Regions from separate parts of the Mus musculus genome. Here region 2 is linked to region 1. The links are chromatin loops, found by intact Hi-C in ENCODE. Cell type or tissue: left cerebral cortex. All regions are shown on one strand. Each heading gives the region's core, and the rest is flanking DNA. Links, peaks and the distances in the headings are about the cores only.

Region 1 (9,711 bases), core at 2,403-4,902:
AGAACAGCCCGCAAGCAATGTGACTCGGCATGAAGAGACAATGAAACAGGGTGTGGCAGTGCCTACTGTGAGAGCAGGAGAGTCACCCAGATGCACCTCACATGGGACAGCTGGGGACAGGCTGCAGATGCGGGAGGACGCTGGCCTGGCTAGCCTGGGGATTCTGGGAGCTGAGTCCATGGAGCTCCCTTGTTGTAGCGGCCATCACCACCTCTCCCAGGCTCAGGGAGCAGAGCCCAGTAATTCCCCTGCAAAGCATGTTCTGTGCAAGAGAAGGTGCTCGGTGTGTTCCCTGCCCCCAGCACCATCTTCGTTTTCATCTATGTTCAAATTCAGTAGAAAACCAATTTCTAAAATGATGCAGCTTGTTTTCCCTGCTCTGAGTCCATCAAAGGTATTTACTCTGTTCTTAAAACGCAACTGTTCCCGGGGTTTATTATGTGTGCTCTGATTTGAAATGTTTCATGCAAGAGTAAACACAATTCCCTTTGGAGGAGGATGCTGTCGCTTTGTGTCCCACCCAAGAACAATACTTGATAGCTGTTAAATGGTAGTGTTTCTCCCCCTGAGCAATTTCCAAGTCAGGAGAGCTGAGACCTCTAACTGCCACTGGCCACTCAGGGCTTTGTCCAAAGAATAGAGCCATGGCTGGGTGTTCTTATGAAGCCATCCTGCGCATCCCCAGGGGAGGGAGAGATTATGAAGAGAGTCCTCTGCGGCATGCTCCTGTATGTCTAAGGCCTTCCCGTCTGGAAGGCAGGAGCGTTCCAAATGTTGGCATAATGGCTGCTCTTTTCTTCTCCCTCAGCACTTAGTATGTGCCAGACTCTGAGTCTATGGCCTTTATCATTATTTGCACTGCTGTGTGTGGTTGGGCAGATTGCCTCTTTTTCCCCACTTTATAGAGGAGGAAACCAACCTTAGTAAGGTTAAGTGGCCATGCAGGTGGCTTAGGTGTTGGGTCTGACCCTCCTGGCCCTTGGTCTCTATCACATAGCCCTTAAACTCTCTTGTAGGACATGTCTTTGCCCCATAGGCCTTGCCAGTCAAGAGATGATGTTACCCAGGAGAACATCCAGGAGAGCAGTGGGAAGCAGGAAGGTAGGGCCTGGGATGAGAGGCAGGAGGAGGAGGAGGAAGAGGAGGAGGAGAAGAAGAGGAGGAGAAGAGGAGGAGGAGGAGGAGGGAGAGGAGGAGGAGGAGGAGGAGGAGGAAGAGGAGGAGGAGAAAAAGAAGAAGAAGAAGAAGAAGAAGAAGAAGAAGAAGAAGAAGAAGAAGAAGAAGAAGAAGAAGAAGAAGAAGAAGAAGAAGAAGAAGAAAAGGTGGAAGAGCTGACATGCTTTCTAGCAATCAGTACACTGTCTCAAGCTTCCAAATTCCCCTCAGCCCCTCAGCCTCTTAGTTATACCACCACAAAGATATGTCTGCCAGAGGCCAATTTCTAACAATCTAAACTTTTCGAGAAAGAATGGTGAGAGCTGTTACGGTTTAAATGTTCTCCGGTCTCATGTGTTGGGATCCTGGTCCCCACTGGTGGTATACCAGGAGGCTGTGGGGCAGCCAGCAGATTGAGGGACTGGGTCAGGCCTTTGTGGTAGGTCACCTGGCCCTGGCCCTGATCACAGTATTCTTCTCTACTTGCTGTCCCCATCAGGATGTGAGGAGCCTTCACCAGGGTCTTTCCGGTGTAGGCTCTCTACCTTCCCTGACATGATTAGCTGTGTTCCCTGAAACTGTGAATCAAGATGTGTCCTCCCCCTGCTACCGTCAGGTGTTTAGTCACAAACAGGAAGAAAAGCTAACACAGGGTGCATTTGGAATTATCTTCACACTACAATCCTGTCTGCTTCCAAACTCAAGGACAGCAAATTTTAGTGCAGGCCTGTGGAGTGAGGCTAGTCTTAGCTGGCATCCCTGACACAGATCTTTTGAGGACCCCTGCTTACTGTTACTGGCTTCTTCCATCTCTCATTGAAAGCTCCCAGGTCTTCCCCACTGTGCTTCCCATGTGCTCCACAGCCCCACAGCCTGGCTCTGTCTTACTGTCAAGGTGACGCTGCCCTGAAGGTCATCAACCATCAACTATTCACTGTTCACCCCCTAACCGATTACCTTGGCTTTGATTAAAGGTTCTCACCCTGTTCTGACTGTTTAAGCCATTGCTTCTGGAATCACATGTTCTTGCTTTCCTGGGGTACCATCCCCACTCCCACACCCTGTCTGTGTGATTCAACTGCAGTTCACAGGCTGATGATGACTTCAGCTCAGACTTTTTTTTTTCCACTCTGGTTCGTACTTGCTGGAGCTGCTGGTCGTCAGAGGAATGTCACATGGGCCCATGGTCGTCAGAGGGGTGTCACACGGGCCCAGAAATCACCAGTTCCAAAGTTGAACTCTTCATTTCTCCACTAGCTCACTGGCCTTGTGTCACTCATGGAAAGAGGAGGGCGAATTGCAAGGTGGTTCCCAGAACTGAGGGAAACCCTGAACAACCGATGTTCAGGCCGAGCAGCAGCTCATTGGAGACTTGAGTCTCCAGGAACAATTTTGTTCCCGGCGTGGCTCATGGCCTCACTTCTTGGTGTCTGTAGTTAGAATGTTGTAGAGGTGGAGGTGTGTGTCGCTTGACAGACACAGCAAGAGCCCCGAGCCCCATATCGGCTTTTTCTTCTATATTTTCTATAATGCTTGATGGCCATAGTCAGCTCCCTAGCAGCTATAATCAATCAGCCAGTCAATCAATCTCATCACCCACGAATCCCTGAAATCTTACCTCTCCCAGGTTATGTTTCTAAGGTGATAGATAACCTTATTATATCTTTCAGGCTGGCCTCTAACTGGGGTCTGCCTCCCCAGTGCTGGGATTACAGCTCTGTGCCCCAAGCCTGGCTTCTGGGAGCCCCTCAAAGTTCTCAAAACAGCTGCCTCCATCACTTGGTCCTTTGTTTAGTTTGGGGGTCATATTATCTCTTGCCTGGTGACTATTAAGCCCACTAAACCTCTCTGTTGCCAGTACTGTCCACTTTGGTTTTGTCAACCGACTAAAGACACCTAAATCTGACCAGATGACTCCACTTTAATAGCATAAGCTATGTAGTCCAGACTTCTTCATATAAAGGATGGAAATCCCCCCAGACCCTGTTTATACCGCCCACTGCTCCTCCCTGCTCTGCTGACTGCCATAGACCTTCATTCTGTGCTTATGGACAGATGGACAGACATTCACCCTGCGAGGCCCCTTGGCTAATGACCACTTGTTTCTAACATGGTGTTAGCAACTGTTCCTTCAAAGTCAGCAGGCCCTGTCCTTCCCTTAAGACTGCACATGCTGGACTGGGTTCAAGTCCTTGAAACACCACCACCATTGTCCGCTCCCTGCTTTTAATTCATAGAGTTTTCTACCTATCCTTTTTGACGATCTATAACTTCTCAAAAATAAATAAACAAACAACCGAATCCCACAAAGCAGAAGTGTTAGGAGCATTTGCTGCTCTTGCAGAGGACCTGGACTCAAATCCCAGAACTCAGTGATTCACGCGCATCTGTAATTCCATTTCCAGAAGATCTACCGCCCTCTCCTGACCACCATGGGCACTGCATGCACATGGTATATATACATACATGCAGACAAGACACTCCTGTACATAAAATAAAAACAGGATTAAAGTTATATAGTGAATTTACTGACCTTGATAAATTGTGTCAATGCTGAGTCTTAGCTCCCTTGTTGCAAAAAAGAACACAATTATTTCCCCTGTGTTGTGAAATTGAATAAGTTGTAAAGCTGACATATCTTTCTTGTGGGTAGCTCATTGTAACGGCTCAACTTGAAAAAGTCACTTTCCTTACCACCATTCCTCCTCTTACAACAAAGTCAGTGAGGAGGGAGACGCTTTCCCCCAACCCCCTGCTTGAGAGTGTCATCCTCATCAGAATATAAGCTCTGAGAATTCAGCCAAATCTGCAAATGCACTGACTAGACCTGTCTCCACCCGCTAAGTGCATTCAGTTCTGTGGCTGTGCCTTTGAGTGCTTTGCTGTAATGTAGACATTCCCAGGACAGTACCAGGGAGTGTATGAGTCTATTAAGTGGAGTGGAGTGAAGGCTGTCTATGAAGGGTGAGTGAGGAGAGGAACTCTGCTAGCAGACATGGGACGTTCCCACGCCACTACTGTCTGGGGATCCTCCTCTCTGAAGGTGTGAGGTACAGGCAGACATCAGTGCCAGGGGAAGAGAGATGCTGTCTACCCTTTCATCTGCAAGAATCCCACTGGATGGATAAACTAGAACACAAAGGGTATGCAAGTCACTTTGATGCGGGGAGTATTCAGAGTTGATGTGACTCTGGAAAGCAAACCTGAGCATGGCAGACAATCAGACAGTGTGAGCTGAAGAACCCACTGCTCCTCTGCCTCCATGGCAGGGCCATGCAACCCTGCTGTTCTAGCTTTGTGTATCCATAGTAGTGGAGCATAGTGCCTCAGTTCTCACTGTTGAAACCATGATGAACAGCAGCATTCTGGTCTCTGCCAGAAGTCTTCCCATATGGACCCTAAAAGGTGATCATGTCAGCATGGCACAATAGGTACCCTCAAACAAAGAAGCAGGCAGGCACATGCACATACACATGCACAAATGCAGCATGGTGTTCTGTGAGCTCCTGGGAAGCCACCTAGCAATAGCAAGGTCACTTCCAATAGTCAGAGGGTATTTCAGACGGAGCTGCCCCCAGGAGCCTGGGTTTGGGAAGCAGGGACTAGATCCGGAGTCTGTCATTGACTAGGCAGATTTGGGTCTTCTCTGAAATAAGTGGACATTATAATCCTAATGGGGCATTGCTGGGATTAAAATGGAAATTTCTCTGCACATACTCCAGGCTATATGAAGCCACAATGGCTTCACACTGTTGTAGCTCTCATCCTTACTCATCCAGCCTGCTGAGTCCTTTAAGAATAAATACCTCTGAGATGAACAAAAATCAGGAGGAAAAGGGAAAGTAGAGGAGGGAGGATGAGGGGAGGATGGAGGAAGGAGGGGGGAGGAAGGAGGAAGAGGGGAGGAGGAGTGGGGAGGGAGGATGGAAGAAGAGAGGCAGGAAGGATGAGAGTGGGAGGAAAAAGGAGGGGAAGGAGGGGAAGGAAGAGGAGGAAAGACTTACAACAATGCCCATTTTGAAGTATTTTCTTGTGTTATTAGTACCTTGTACTTTTCCATGTTATCAAACATGATTGCAGCCAAAGTCCAAGAAGGCTACACAACGATTACCCTGCCTCTTCCAATGATGGAGAAATTGACACCTGAAAAGACTAACTCATTCAAGGTCAGACGCAGCAGTCGAATCCGCTGCAGCATCCTTCTGAAAGGGCAGCCTGCACAGCTTGTCTCCCCATGGCTGGCAGCAACGGCGCCACTCAGACTGCTACATGCATGGCTATTCAGGAGCCGCTCATCTGCTGCACGCTGAATCCTCTGACGTGTGTTTCACCATATTATAACCATGCCCTTCATTTGCAAACATTTCCGCCTGGCTGTGCCTATGAGCTGCAGAGCCATCGGGTTCGAGAGTCTACTCGATGCTAACACAGCCTCCCATTGTGCAGCCTACTTCTCTGCAGCTTCTCCTGGCAGAGGCAGAATGCTGACCCCCTGGCACCGCTGAGTGCTTTCCCTCATCAGTCTGAGATGCTGGAGTGGGTGTCTCACTATAGAGCCCCATCTCCAAAGGCACGGAGTGTGCATTAGCATGGTCTCCTTGGGAGAGGGTTATTTTTGTCTCTCGTCTTCAGGGATTGGTCCAAAATAGGGGAGGCAAGTATCAGGAGTACAGGAAGAATCAATGTCTCCAGCTCAGCAGAGAGCTGCTCAGAATCGTATTGTTACCATCTCCGCTATCACCCGGTGCCCCTGCAGCCCCAGAGTTCAGATCTAGTGGAAGGGAGCTACTCTTGGGCACAGCACCGAGCCCAGTACTGGGATCTTTCTGTGAGATTTCTCACCACACATTCCACGAGACAGACCTCGTTGCCATAGTTACCGGAGGATCACATGATAGCCTGGTTACTTAGATGTGTAGGAGAACAGATGAAACTGAGGGGGGCTTGGCGCAGCCTCGATGCTTCGCCTCCTAGCTGCGTGCGCATCCTTAGCCAGGCTCCAGGACCTGCCCCACTTACCACTTGCCTGCTCTAGGGGTTAATGGCCACATCATACATTGCTTTCACAATGAGATCGTGCCAAACGTCCCTCAAGGTCCTCTAGTTTCAGGAACCTTCTCTCTCTTCCTAGCCCCTTCCTTCCCTATCCCCTCTGCCCTGCAGAGGTGCTATAATTAAATAGCTGAGTGTGTGTGGCAGGGCCGGGGGTGCGGAAGAGCATGCAGCCCACAGCACTTGGATAACCTCTTCTCTAAACTCTGAGGCTGGCATGAGTCAGGGATTTAGAAGCTGTGATACAGCAGGACACGATGCTTAACGGGGGTGGAGAGGGAGTATGGATTTGTCCTGATGCTGAAGGGACTAGGTGGGGGGAGGGGGAGATCTCGCTTTCCTGAGCACAGGCAGAATGTGGGTAGGGTGGTGTGGATGGACCCTCAGCCTCAGAATTCTGGTAATGGTTACACTCTGAGCATCTCTAATGAGGAGTGGTGGCTACGGCACCCTGACAGTTCCTTCCTATAGAAAGGCCATGCCCGGGCAAAGCTTTTGGAGGGGGAAGCTCTGCTTTTCTCCTGGCCTTCTCTCTTCCCTCTGGCCTTGTGACCAGTTAGGGCATAGTCACATGTCAGCCTGCTGTGAGAGGTTGGTGAGTGGGCCCACCTAACAGCAGCATCTGCACAGTTCCCAGCACATCTGTGGGCCCAGCTCACACAGTGTCTTTCCAACTCATCCAACTCTCCTTGGCCAGCGTCTATAGATGGACCCAGGCCAGGAGAGTTAGCCAAGGCTCAGCCTGAAAGGAATTCTGTCCTGGCAGTGCTAGGTGATTCAAAGAACATTTTTTGGGTCCCTGCCTCAGAAAGCAAAGTATATTTAGAGGAGAAGAGTCAAATAACTTCGCAAATGTAACTAGATTTACAGGATTCACAGAACAAGGGCTGTAGTGACAAGAAGAGATTACTCTAAAGTGGACAAAGGAAGATGGAACCTCAGATCTCAGAGGTTTGTGAGACTGTCGAGTCAAGTGCAAAATATAATAGAATTTCTGAAGTTTTTCTAGCATAACTTTTAGTAAGATATGCTTCTGTCTTCCCTTTTATATGTATTAAATGTACACAAGTCTATCAGGTAGGACCAGACTGGGATAAGATTAATATACAAGCCGGGCAGTGGTGGCGCACGCCTTTAATCCCAGAACTCGGGAGGCAGAGGCAGGTGGATTTCTGAGTTTGAGGCCAGCCTGGTCTACAAAGTGAGTTCCATGATAGCCAAGGCTACACAAAGAAACCCAGTTTCAAAAAAACAAAACAAAAGATTAATATACAAGATGACAATGACTTAAACGAGAGTTTATGTCACCTAAGTGGAGCCTGGTAGTGAGCTGCCCAGAGCTGGTACGCTGTCTTCTCTGATGCTCTGACACCAACGTGTGGTTTCTGCTTCCTTATCTAAGGTGACTCTTGTGGTCCAGACAGTATGTCTGCATTCTGGGCAGCAGCAGCAGGAAACAGCTGCACACCTTCAGACAGGGACACTTGTGAAAAGTGGAAAATCTCACAGAAAGATCCCAGTGCTGGGCTTGGTGCTCTTCTCAGGCATTTCCACAGGGCAGAACTGATTTTTACGGACACAGCTAGCTGCAAAGGTTTCTGAGAAATGTAGTCTATTCTGATATGCCTTGTATCCACTGGGGAATGCCACACCAAGGAACTAGGAAAAAAGGGACCACGGGATGTTTTTACCACCGAATTGGTAGATTGGCCCATGAGTGTACTTACAGAGAAATAAATGCACGGTTGGAGCACAGCTAAAACCAGTTTTTGGCAGTGAGTTTAAAGATCATTACTATGGATCATATAGCTCTGAAACATATAATTAATTGAATAAAGGACTGTGGATGTCTTTTCATCATTTGCCATGGTTTGGAAAAACGTCTCCCCAAATCCCAGATGTTAAAGGCATGGTCTTTCAACTGTGGTGCTATTGAGAGATGGTGTAACCACTAAGAGGTGGGATCTAGTTAGAGGGTGTTGGGTCATTGAGAGCTTGTCTTTAGGACCCTGGCAACTACCTGCCACTCTCTGTCTACTTCTCTCTGCCATGTGCTCCCACCAAAACTCACTGTCTTCATATATTACCCAAAGATAATTGGGGCAATGTACCAAGAACAGAAACCTCCAACACCGTGAACTAAAATAAAGACTAAATTGACTTCTGCAGTACTTGTTACAGCAAAGGAATGCTGTTTAGCTCAACACCACTTGTTGTTTTCTTGCTGAGCAGTATGGGCAATCCACATGTGGATGAATCCCTCCCTAGCCCTCAGCCATGCAGCTGCTGAGACAGGGAACCATGGGTTCTAACTATTCTTAGTAGTCAGCTCATCTTACTCATGGACTCTGAATTGGTACAGGCTATAGAAAGCTGAACCTAGACCTGTCTTTCACTCTGAAAGAGCAAACACTTACCATGAAGCTGAGAGGACATGAAGGAAGAGGCTGTCCACATTCTGATAGGCTGCTCTGGAAATACAAATGAGACTCACACCCAGAGGAGAGAGAGCCACATAGCAAGGGGTGGGTCCTGTGATGTCAGGGAAGCTCATGTGTCCAACTATAAGCACAGACAGCATTCCTCAAGAACCGCTTTGGACTCCATGGGTGCTCTCACTCCTACCCTTGCCTAGAACTGGCAGAGCAATGCAGTGGACAGAACAAAGGACTGATGAGTTCTAAGTGCGCACGCGCACACACATGCACATAGCACACATACACACAGCACACATGCACATAGCACACACACAGCATACATACACATACACACACACACACACATACCCCTTCATGAGACAGATACTCCACTTATGGTACTCTAAGAGTTTGTGGTGGTTTGAATAGAAATGGCCCCATAGACTCATAAGAGTGATACTATTAGGAGTGTGCCCTTGCCGGAGTAGGTGTGGCCTTGTTGGAGGAAGTGTGTCACTGTGGAGGCAGGCTTTCTGGTCTCATATATGCTCAAGTTATGCCCAGTGTGACACAGTTTCCTTCTGCTGCCTTCAGATCAAGATGTAGAACTCTCTGCTCTGTCTCTAGCACCATGCCTGCCTGCATGCCACCATGCTTCCTGCCATGACGATAATGGACTAAACCTCTGAAACTTTAAGTCCATTTGAAACCAAATGTTTTCTTTTAGAAGAGTTGCCTTGGTCATGGTGTCTCTTCACAGCAATGAAAACCCTAACTAAGAGAGTTGAAGGGTATCTGACCCACCACATAGACACACTCTCCCTCTACAGCACCTCAGACAGCAGTTCCCTCCACAGCACTTCCATTAGCCTATGTCAGTTGGGCAATGGTCTTCCTAGTTGCTGAGATCCAAGATGGAAGCATGACTGAGCTGGGTAAGGTGGGTAAAGCCTAGTTCAGAATCCCGCACCCTCCCTGCTAAACCGACATCCGCATCCATCCCTCCCTCCCTACTTCTCTCCTTCTCTCCCTCCCTCCGTCCCTCCCTCCGTCCCTCCCTCCCTCCCTCCCATCCAGAGTCTACTTT
Region 2 (9,711 bases), core at 3,449-5,948, 69 kb after region 1:
GGGTGCTCAAACCCATGGACTAATGTTGTATTGCTTTGCTAATGTGGTGCCTCTCAGAGCTCCCCAGTCCTGTGCAATGCTATCTTCTGGGATTCTCTGTCATCTCCCTAGATCACAAGCTTCCCTTTTTTGTTTTATTTCTGTGGATTTTTATCATTGTTGTTTTGTTTTGTTGAGACAGTGAAGTCCTGGCTGGCCTAGAACTTGACATGTAGATCAGGCTGGCCTTGAACTCACAGAGATCTGCCTCCCCTTCCTCCTCAATGCTGACAGCACCATGCCTAGCTGGCCTTCCTGTTTTGTAATGGAGTCTTTAGCAGCTTCTAATACAACAAAAGTTGGATGTAAATTTTTTGTGCATTATTTCATGTTCTCATGTGTCTTTGTGGATTGATAATGTCTGGCACTAACAATCACACTTTTTGAGGAGTGTGGTTAGGGAAGAAATTTAGGGGAAACTCTGCCCTGGAGCACTGAGGACAGCTTTCCATGTATCTTATTCTCCATGCTGCTAATGGGAAGCACCGTGTCATACATTCAATCTCTTCTTCTTCTGGAAAACTCTTACGATTGCTGTGTCCCTGCTCTGTCACGTGGTGCAGTCAACTGCTCACAGGGATCTGGGCGGTGCAGTCTTCGCCATCCAGGCCATTTTTCTTAAATTGTTTGTTTAATGAGTCCCTAACCATCATTTTCTCTTAGAACCACTTCTTAAATGCTGAGCCTTCTGGATTGCTTTTCCCGTTTCTTTATGTTTGCCTTTTATTGTCTTTTAAGAGGGTCATTTCAGAGTCTGTACTAGTTAGTGTATTTGTTTGTTTTGCCTCTTGACAAAACAAGAATCACCTGTGGAGAGGGACTCCCGACTGAAGACTGGCCTCCATGAGCATGGCCTGTGTGTCTGTGGCATTTTTTTTTTTTTGGTTGTTAGTTGATGTAGGAGGGCCAAGCCCATTGTAGGCGGTGTCATTCCCTAGGCAGCTGTCTAGGCCGTGTGAGAAAACAACTGAGCATGAACCTAGTAGGCAGCTTTCCTGATTTCCCTCCATGGCGAACTTTTACCTGGCGGTATAAACTGAAATAAACTCTTTTCCCCAAGTTGTTTCTGGACATGGTTATTCCTCACAGCAAGAGAGAAGAAACTAGGCCAGGTACATTTTGTCAACTTTACCTTTCAATGCTGTACTAAAAGCTTTGAGATCTCCTCTAATATTTTTAACTCTCAGTAACTCTTGCCCTACTTACACGGTTTCACACAGCATGTGGATACACGTCTCCCTGCTTCTCCGGACAACAACTTACATTTGTCTCCAGTTTCTTCTGCTGTTCATCCTTTGTCTCCTTTGCTTTTCCACTTCATGACTCTGTTGTCATCAGCAGAGATCAAAAGTTCAAGGCCAGGGCCTAGAGAGATGACTCAGCAATGAAGAGTACTTGTACTGGGTGTGATGGTACATGCCTTTAATGCCAGCCCTCTAGAAGCAGAGGCAGGCAGACCTCTCTGAGTTGGAAACAACCTGGACTACATAATGAGTTCCAGGCAAGCCGAGGCAAAAAAAAAAAAAAAAAGGAAGAGAAGAGACGAGAAGAGAGAAAAGAAAAAGGAAAGAGAACACTTTTCTTGTTCTTACAGAGGACCTCAGTATGCACATCAAGGTTCACAAACATGCATGACTCCAGTTCCAGGGCATCTGACACTTCTGATAAAATAAATGATCTTATTTAAGAAAAACAAAAGCCTCTGGAGTCCAGCCTGAGCTATATGGTGAGCTCATGGCTAGCTTGGATTGCACAGCAATACCCTGTCTCAGGAAGGAGAGGAGAAGGGGAGGAAGAGGAGAATGAAAACAATAAAAACTCCGAAGAGTCCATAGGAAGTTCTGGAGTGCTGTGCAGGGGCGGGGGGTCCTTTTAGGGTCACCAGGCACCTCCCAAGTCAACACACATGTACTTAGACTCATTGTTTCCGGAGTGGGTTGGTTTCTGCAGCAAGAAATTCTCAGTCTCCTGCCAGCCAAGGTCAGGGGCAAGGGAGGAAGTTCATTTCTAATACAAATTCTGACCTCACTCCAGCTTCTCTCTGCATCTGACATCCCTAGCACAAAGTCTCTCTGGTCCAGTTTCTCTAATGAATAACTCCCTCTCCTGCTGGGTGGGGTGGGGGGCGGGGGAGAAGAGCTTGGCCCTTGCAAGTCTACTTCAAAATAACCTCTCTGTTTCAGGCTCCATCTGCTCCCTTCCTCAGCATCTCGTGTCTCAGTTCCTGAGACTTTCCAAGATTCTCTGGGTCTGGGCAGCTCACTTCTCTCTCCAGACCCTCAGCTTAGAGCTCACCTCTGGTAACTCTACCTCAGCTGTCTTCCCACACCAGGGCTCAAGGCTACATCTCCTTGTAGGTGAGGCTGGGAATCTGCCTATCCATCTTAAAACCCAGTCCCAGTAGCCTTCAAGTCAGGGAAAGCAGTCTTTCATGCTATGATGCCTTTTAAAGGGCCCAGACCTCTATAATAATAAAGGACATGAGGCATTTCTTAGCACCTACTGTGTGCCAGCCATTTTGCATAAATTATCTTTAATTTGAAAACTAGGTGTTCTTGTCCTCATTTTACAAACAAGAAAACTGAAACTCAGCAGAGTTCTATACTTAATTTGTGTTAGTTCATGCCCTTGACAATGGGAAGGCACTGATTAGAATCTGTTCCTATTCAGCTGCAACTTGACGGTGACAGTCGTAACTTCATTAAGCCTACCGTGATCACTCAGTGAGTGACCTTTGACATCAGTCACACCCACACACTACCATGCATCGATATTCTACAACGGAGAGGTCTCAGTTGGTAAAGTGATTATCTTGCAAGCCTGAGGACCTGAACTCACATTTAACCACATGCAAAAAATAAAAATTAAAATTAAAAAAAGCTGAGCATTGTGACACCAACTTGTAATCTCTGTGCTGGGAAGGCAGAGACAGACAGATCTCTGGGACTTGGTGACTAGCCAGTCTAGATCACTTGGTGAGTTCCAGGCCAGGGGATACCCTGTCTCAAAACAACAACAACAACAACAACAACAACAACAACAACAACAACAACAACAGGTAGAGAGCATGTGAGAAATGGCATTCAAGGTTCTCCTCTTCCTTCCACTCATGAAGCTACACATGTGTATGTGCACTTATACACACATGTGTACCTGCGCGCGCGCGCACACACACACACACACACAGAGAGAGAGAGAGAGAGAGAGAGAGAGAGAGAGACAGACAGACAGACAGACAGACACACAGAGAGAGAGACAGAGAGCTAGTGGCATCCTCCCAGGCTATGACTAAGCCTCCCTGGGCTAGGATATCCTGTTTAGTTAAGCCCATCTTTTCTATGGAAGGTGAGCCCTCAAAGAACCGGCTGGGCCCAGAACATACAGGGTGCAGCCCCAAGCTGACTTTGAGAGATCCCAGCTTAACAGGAAGCCTAATGACCGGCCTCCCTCCCCCAGCTCTGACTCCTGTTGAGTGTGGAGCAGAAGCAGAAGCAAGCGTAGCCATGGTGATGGCGGCAGTCTGCTGAGAGCCAGGGAGATGCGGGGTGGGGGTGAGAGGAAAAGGAGAGAGCAAGCCAGAGCAGGCACCGTGCAGAGGCTGGGCAAGCGGGTCTCTGGGAAGTTAGACATGAGGAGGGGAGGCTGGTTGGAGGGCTGGCTCTCCATCCCGCAGTATGCTGGTGCCCTGCCATGCCACCTCACCTGGGGTGGCCAGGGCAGCCTCTTGCTGGAATCATCTGCCTTGTCAGGCTCCAGAAGGGACACAGACCATTTGGAAAGGCAGGCAGCAAGGACATCTTCCTGCTTTCTGTCACTGTTCCCGCCCAACCATTTCCTCAGGTTTGCACCCTTCCTTAAGGGCTGAGCACGAGGATCCCATCCTTAGCACTGTTGACAGAGAGTGGAGAAGCCCCTGCCATGACTGCCCACCATGCAAGATGCCCTAACATATATGCGATGTACCCCAAAAGTCCTTCCTGTGCAGCCCTGCTCACGGCACAGAAACAGGTGATCATGGCCCACGTGCTCTGTGCTGACCTCCCCTCTGATCCTGCCCTAGCCTTTGCCTGCAAATCTCACTCTGAGCATCCATGGTTGAATCTCTCAAGGATCAGGAAAGCCTGCCCCCTGCCCTTCAGGTCAGGCACATCACAACCCAGGACCCAGAAACCTCACTCACTATGGTAGCCTTCTTCAGAACTGCCCTAGGTAGGGTATCTCTCTCTACAGGACTCTAGAGCCAGAAGGGCAGTGGCCAGCATTGCCTCAGATCTCACATTCCCTGTTTCTTGCACGCTGTCTGGAAAGAAGTCCTTGGGAAAGGGGGTAGGGCACGAGAGGGGAACTATCCATTTGCTCTGCTTGGAAAAGTAGCTGGAGTGTCTCCATCTGACCTCAAGGCCAAGAAGATAGCAAAAATCCTGAGGATGCCCAGGGGCAGGAGGGAAGATACAGTCTAAAGAGAGATGTGTGTGCTGCTTGAGCTATCAGACTTCTAAAGAAAGGCTTCAGGGAAACTGGGACTTCCCAGAAATCCCACATCGGCGTGGGGGTGGGGTGGGGTGGGGAGCCTAAAACTTGCTTCCAGACAGAGGAGGAACATGTCTCCTCTGAAGAGATTTCACACCCTTCTAACAATTCGTCAGACCGTCTTGGAGGACAGACTGGAACCAGAGTCCAAGTCAGATCAATAACAGGCAGGACCACACCTTGGCCAGGACTGTATAATTATGTGTCACACTTACCCTCTATTTGAACAGAAACCTCCTGTTAGTTCCCTGAACATGGATTTGAGGAAAGAGGGGAGGGGCCTGGGGAGGGGAGCTTGAGCGAGTGGGGGTGGGAAATGCCATCCCCCTTATTTGTTTCTCTTCTCAGTGGGAACACACTGAATAAACTGTCTCTTAGCTCTGCTCCTCACTATTGCTTGTCTGTTTATTCAGGACAGGGGGTTGAGACTTGCTTGTTATGGCTGCCAGAGTGCACGCTCTAACCCTAATAACTCCAGACTCCATGGCCTCCTGAAAGCAAATGATGTCGTCTTACCTCAACACTACTTCTTGAAGGTGGGGGCAGTAACACTAGGATTGAAGGCAGTGTTCTCTCAGCCCCACCTCTGTGTGGGGGACAGTCGTCTGGCTCAGGGTTCACAGCATTTGCTTTCTCCTCTGCCATCACCAGCCGGTACCATGACCGTTCTGTGCCATCCACCCTCCCTAGCTGTCTGACTTCCTCAGAATCATTTGCCCATAAGAGCCACTGGTAGGAAAGCTCTCCACAGACAGAGTCGCCTGGAGCCAGGGCTGCAGAGGGCCAGGCCAAGGAGGTGGAGGAGGTGGTGCAGGGGTGGAGAGGCAGATTGTCAGCCCTGTCTTTGCAAGGAGTGAGCCACCCCTGATAAAGCAGCCAGGTAAGATAAGAGGGAGCTTGTGTCCACACTGGCCCTCCTACACCAGGAGAGGTCCCTGTTGTGGAGGTCAAAGAGCATCCCTGGAAAAAGAGCAGTCCTGTGAGAAAGCAGCACAAGGCAGAGCACCTGTAGGCAAGGCTTTCTCCAGCCTACAGTTCCCTGTGCTGATTTAAAAAGCTCCCAGCAATCCCTACAAAGTCACCGATGTGGTGGAAGATCACTGCCACCCAGTAAGAACCAAGTGTGTGTGTGCATTTGCTGTGGACCTGAGCAGATCATGTCAGGCCTCTGCCTAGGGAATCACTAGGAAGCCAGCTTCGAAGGTCTTTGAGGCCCCTTTAACCCTACTATATGTTTGTGGGTTTGATTAGTATGATGCTGTGCATGTTTCTTCACTCCTGACCCAGGTCAGAGCTAAGTTCTGAGTCTTGATTTTAGCATTTTTAACTTCCTGCCTCTATAAAGTGAGCCTCCGCACGGCCATCAAGTTCCCAGTTGTAGAAGAATGGAGGTCCAGGTCCAGGCCCTGGTAGGAGGAGGCTGCCAGGTGTGGAATTGCCCCACTTACTGCCCACCTGCCAGGAGGTGAGGCAGTAGATAGACAGGGAGGGTGAATGGGAAATTTCTAGTACTTAAAGACCATTTATTGTACCGTGCTCTGCAAAGCCTCCTGGCTTGTTCAGCTCCATCCAGGAATCAGAAAACTTTGCTCCTTTTCCAGGAGGCCTGGGTCCAGAGTGCGTCAGCCTCAGTTCCACAGAACACTTCTGTCATTGTCAGGAACAGAGAGGCAGAATAAGGACCAGTGTGAACAGTGTGAAAGTGGCACCTTCTTTGAGGCTATCCCTACGAAGACAGTCCTAGAAGGGAACTTAGGGGTGCTCAGATTTAGATCACTTATTTAATGAACAAGACAGTAGCAGCGCCACGGCCACCTAGGATTCTTCAATGCTTGGTTGTGTTAGCACTGTGTCGCCAGCGAGCGGTCGCCTTTGGATGACTCACCCATTGTAAGCCTTCTGTGCTGGAGGTCACTGCTTATCCTGCCAAGGGTTTACAGAGAACTGAGGTGCAAAGGTCGGTTATTACTCTTCTGTTGACTTAGTTCACTTTCTTGTTTTTCATCTTCGCTGAAGGTAATCATTTATGATAGACCTCTTGAGACTTGGCCACTGTGTCAAAGGTCTAAATGAGATTGCTAGGAGGCAATATAAGAGGAAGGAAAGCCAACGGTTCCAGGTAGCACATGCAGCATCCAACATGTCCGACCTCCTGGGCCCCTGCAAAGGCCTAATTCCAATGGCGCTATGGAAGAAAGATGATAAGGCTGGGAGAACTTCATTTTCTCATCAGAGACCAGGCACAAGCTCTTCTTAGGGCTAGCATTCCACATCCCTTACGGGGAGCACAGGACCTTCTGGCTCCTCCCAGCACTGTCATATAAGTAAATGGCGCCATCACCAACTTGGGTACCACCACTGAATGACAGTCACTACAGTGGGCGAAGGCTGTGACAAAGAGATAAGGGGCAAGGGGTGTAAGTTCCTGTTAGATGGAAGATGGAGCTGCTGATAATGATGTAGTCTGCCAAGATTGTGGAGCAGAGGCAGTCCAAGCATCTCTAGCTCTGCTGAGATGTTAGAACTAAGAAGATTAAAAGACCTTGGGGTGTGAAACGGGACAGAGGGCCGCAGGAATGTGTTAGCTGCAGTCGTTAGAGACTCCTTGCAGACTATATAGTGCCCGAGTTATGAGAACACCTTCTTCTGCTTGCTAAACATGGAGGCAGTACAGCGAGGATGCGTAAACTATAGTGTGATTACTGACATTGTTGGGACAGTAATACTGTGTCAGCTCCTTATCATTGGGATCTAGTGGGAAGCAGTGGAAGGGAAAAGAAGCTTATCTTGGCTCTCAGTTTAAGGGAATACAAGACCATCCTGGTGGGAAAATGTGGTGGTAGCTCTGTGATATCTCCTTGTTATGTTACTGTTAAGGCCTAGGTAACTGTTACCTGTCCAGCCTGCCATTTTGTGCTGTTACTAATATTATAAGGAGACTTCCTCATATGTTGTTACTGCCGTGACTAGGAATCTTTCCCATGCCCGAGTTGATTACATATTCTATTATATTCTGTGCTTTGGTGTTCTTGGAAACCAATCACAATAGAAGTCAATTAGTACTGCTTTGCATAGTTAGCCACAATAAGCTTGGCGCCATACCAAGTGCCAGGCAGCACTTCCTGCACCTGGGTATGATTTATGGTCTTTGCTTTTATAAGCTGTCCCTAGGATGGACCCCAGCAGAAGAGAAACACCTGTACCAGTCTAAAAAGCTGTGTAGAAAACCACTTCCATTTTGAGTAAGGGTCAGGTAAAGTTTAAGTTCCCAAGACCTCTCCAGGAATTGACATCCAGTTTGGCAGAAAGAGACATGTATGGATAACTGACATCTTGGTTGGCAAGTTAAGACATGAGTGTTAGACAAGGCAAGTTTCTCACCACAATTGAACACCCCAATCAATGGGAACAGAATAAGCATTTAACTAAGGCATGTTTCTAAGGAAGTCTCCTATCCCTAAATCCTGATTGGTGGAATAACTGGGCACAGATGTTTATGAATTTGAGGCTTAAAAGCCCTCTAGGGTCTTAACTCAATGTTGCAGCCAGCTCCTGAGTCTGCTCTGTGACCCTGATCAATCAGTCTTGGGGTGTGGCTTTCAATAAGCCACTCCTATTTGACTGAGATTGGTATCTGAGTGGCGTGTGCAGTGATTCCCAGACCCCAACAATACCCAACAGACTTGAACAGACCCACGTGGGATATAACCTGTAAGTCCTACCCTTGTGTGACCCTATATCTGCCAACTAGGTCACATGTCCCAAAGATTACTTCTACAATCTCCCAAAGCAGTTGATGGGAACTGAAGTGTTCAAACATACGAACCTATAGGGAGACAATTCACATGAGGGCCGTTATAAATACCCATCTAACGCTGTTGACTAATTACTTAGATAAAACAACTACCATGATGCTTGGCATATTAAAGCACATGTTTCTGTTAGTTACTAATTGTTGGGTGACAAGTTGTCCCCAAATCCAATCAGAAAATGGGTTTGTTTAGATGGATGCTTCTGGTATAACGTCTCTTGAGAACAGCCACTGAGCAGGTGGCCACACGATTTCATCTGAAGGTTTGGCTGGGTCTGGGAAATGGTGCAGTCCAGCTCCATCCCCTGACAGTCTGGGTCCTTCACTCTGGAAACCCAGGGCCACTGGGGACTCTTAAAGACTGCCCATCACGGCATTTAACACGTGGTATTTGCTTCCATTAGTCCCCTTTTGCGTCTTGTTCATTCTTCAGACTATTCTCCACTACTGCCGCCACGACTTCCTGCATCTGCGTTCTGTAGCTATTGCTCCTACCTCTAAGGTTCTTCTTCTGGATCTGCTTCTCCTAATCCTTTAAGACAAGATGAAAACCATCTCCCTGAAGCCTCTGAAAATCACTCCCTTTGCCAAGAAGCAGCCATCTCCTTCTGTGGTTTCCAAGAAGGAAGTGAGCATGCCCAGGACCAGTGAGGTACCCACAGATTGCTTCCTAGCCGTGCTTGTGTGGGGTTAGCTCAGCACCTGCCTATAGCCAGCTCTTAGCAGAAGGCTTCTCTGACACAAGTGATGTATGTCAGGAGTTGTGGATGACGCTCGGCTGGTAGTTTCCTGGATTTGACCTGCAGCATTGTACAAAACCAGGTGTAGCAGTGCATGCCTGCAATCCCAGCACTTGGGAGGCAGGAGGATCAAAACTTCAAGGTCATCAACTATAAACAAGTTCAAGTGTGTTCCAAAATGAAATGAAAGCATGCATGCATGAAGTGCATCAAGAAACCTGAGGACTCTTCTGAAGGCTAAACCCTAGCAGCCCTGACAACATTTACAGACAAAAGAAAGAGCTGGCTCTCAACAGAGATAAACTATCCAGGAGAGAAATCTGAGTATTTCTTTCTTGTGTAAATTCTCTTGTGAGTCTGAAAGTTGCATCTTCAAACAAGGCTCCCCTGGGCCTAAAGGGCCTCTCCACACCAGAGCACCAGAGAACTATTCTGTAATGGGTCTGTTCCAAAAGGATGAGCAGCCATGGTGACCGCGGGTTTATAGGAAGCTAGGGGGAAAACAAGCCTGGGCAGCAAGCATGAGCATGGAGTCCTGAATCCAATGAAGCTGATTTACCACAGTTTTCTGCACAGGGGCAGCAACTTGGA

What was found. Peaks named below come from ENCODE experiments on the same cell type or tissue, not always from the same donor. Only the 100,000 strongest peaks of a DNase experiment are listed, where the experiment ranks them.
Region 2: it touches region 1 in a loop (2.0-fold over the local background); 2 of 42 quality-filtered maps call a loop at or near these places.

Annotation. Positions count from the first base shown.
Region 1 is chr15:36,963,859-36,973,569 of GRCm38, reverse strand. No RefSeq gene overlaps it. Among named protein-coding and RNA genes, the nearest start is that of Gm34590, 31 kb to the right of the region's middle. In left cerebral cortex, for the core only: a CTCF peak has its summit at 3,581 (motif pointing left); DNase peaks (open chromatin) are centred at 4,307 and 4,600; H3K27ac peaks cover 1,366 bases.
Region 2 is chr15:36,895,802-36,905,512 of GRCm38, reverse strand. No RefSeq gene overlaps it. Among named protein-coding and RNA genes, the nearest start is that of Gm34529, 10 kb to the left of the region's middle. In left cerebral cortex, for the core only: no CTCF peak of the experiment used is centred there; DNase peaks (open chromatin) are centred at 3,545 and 4,474; H3K27ac peaks cover 867 bases.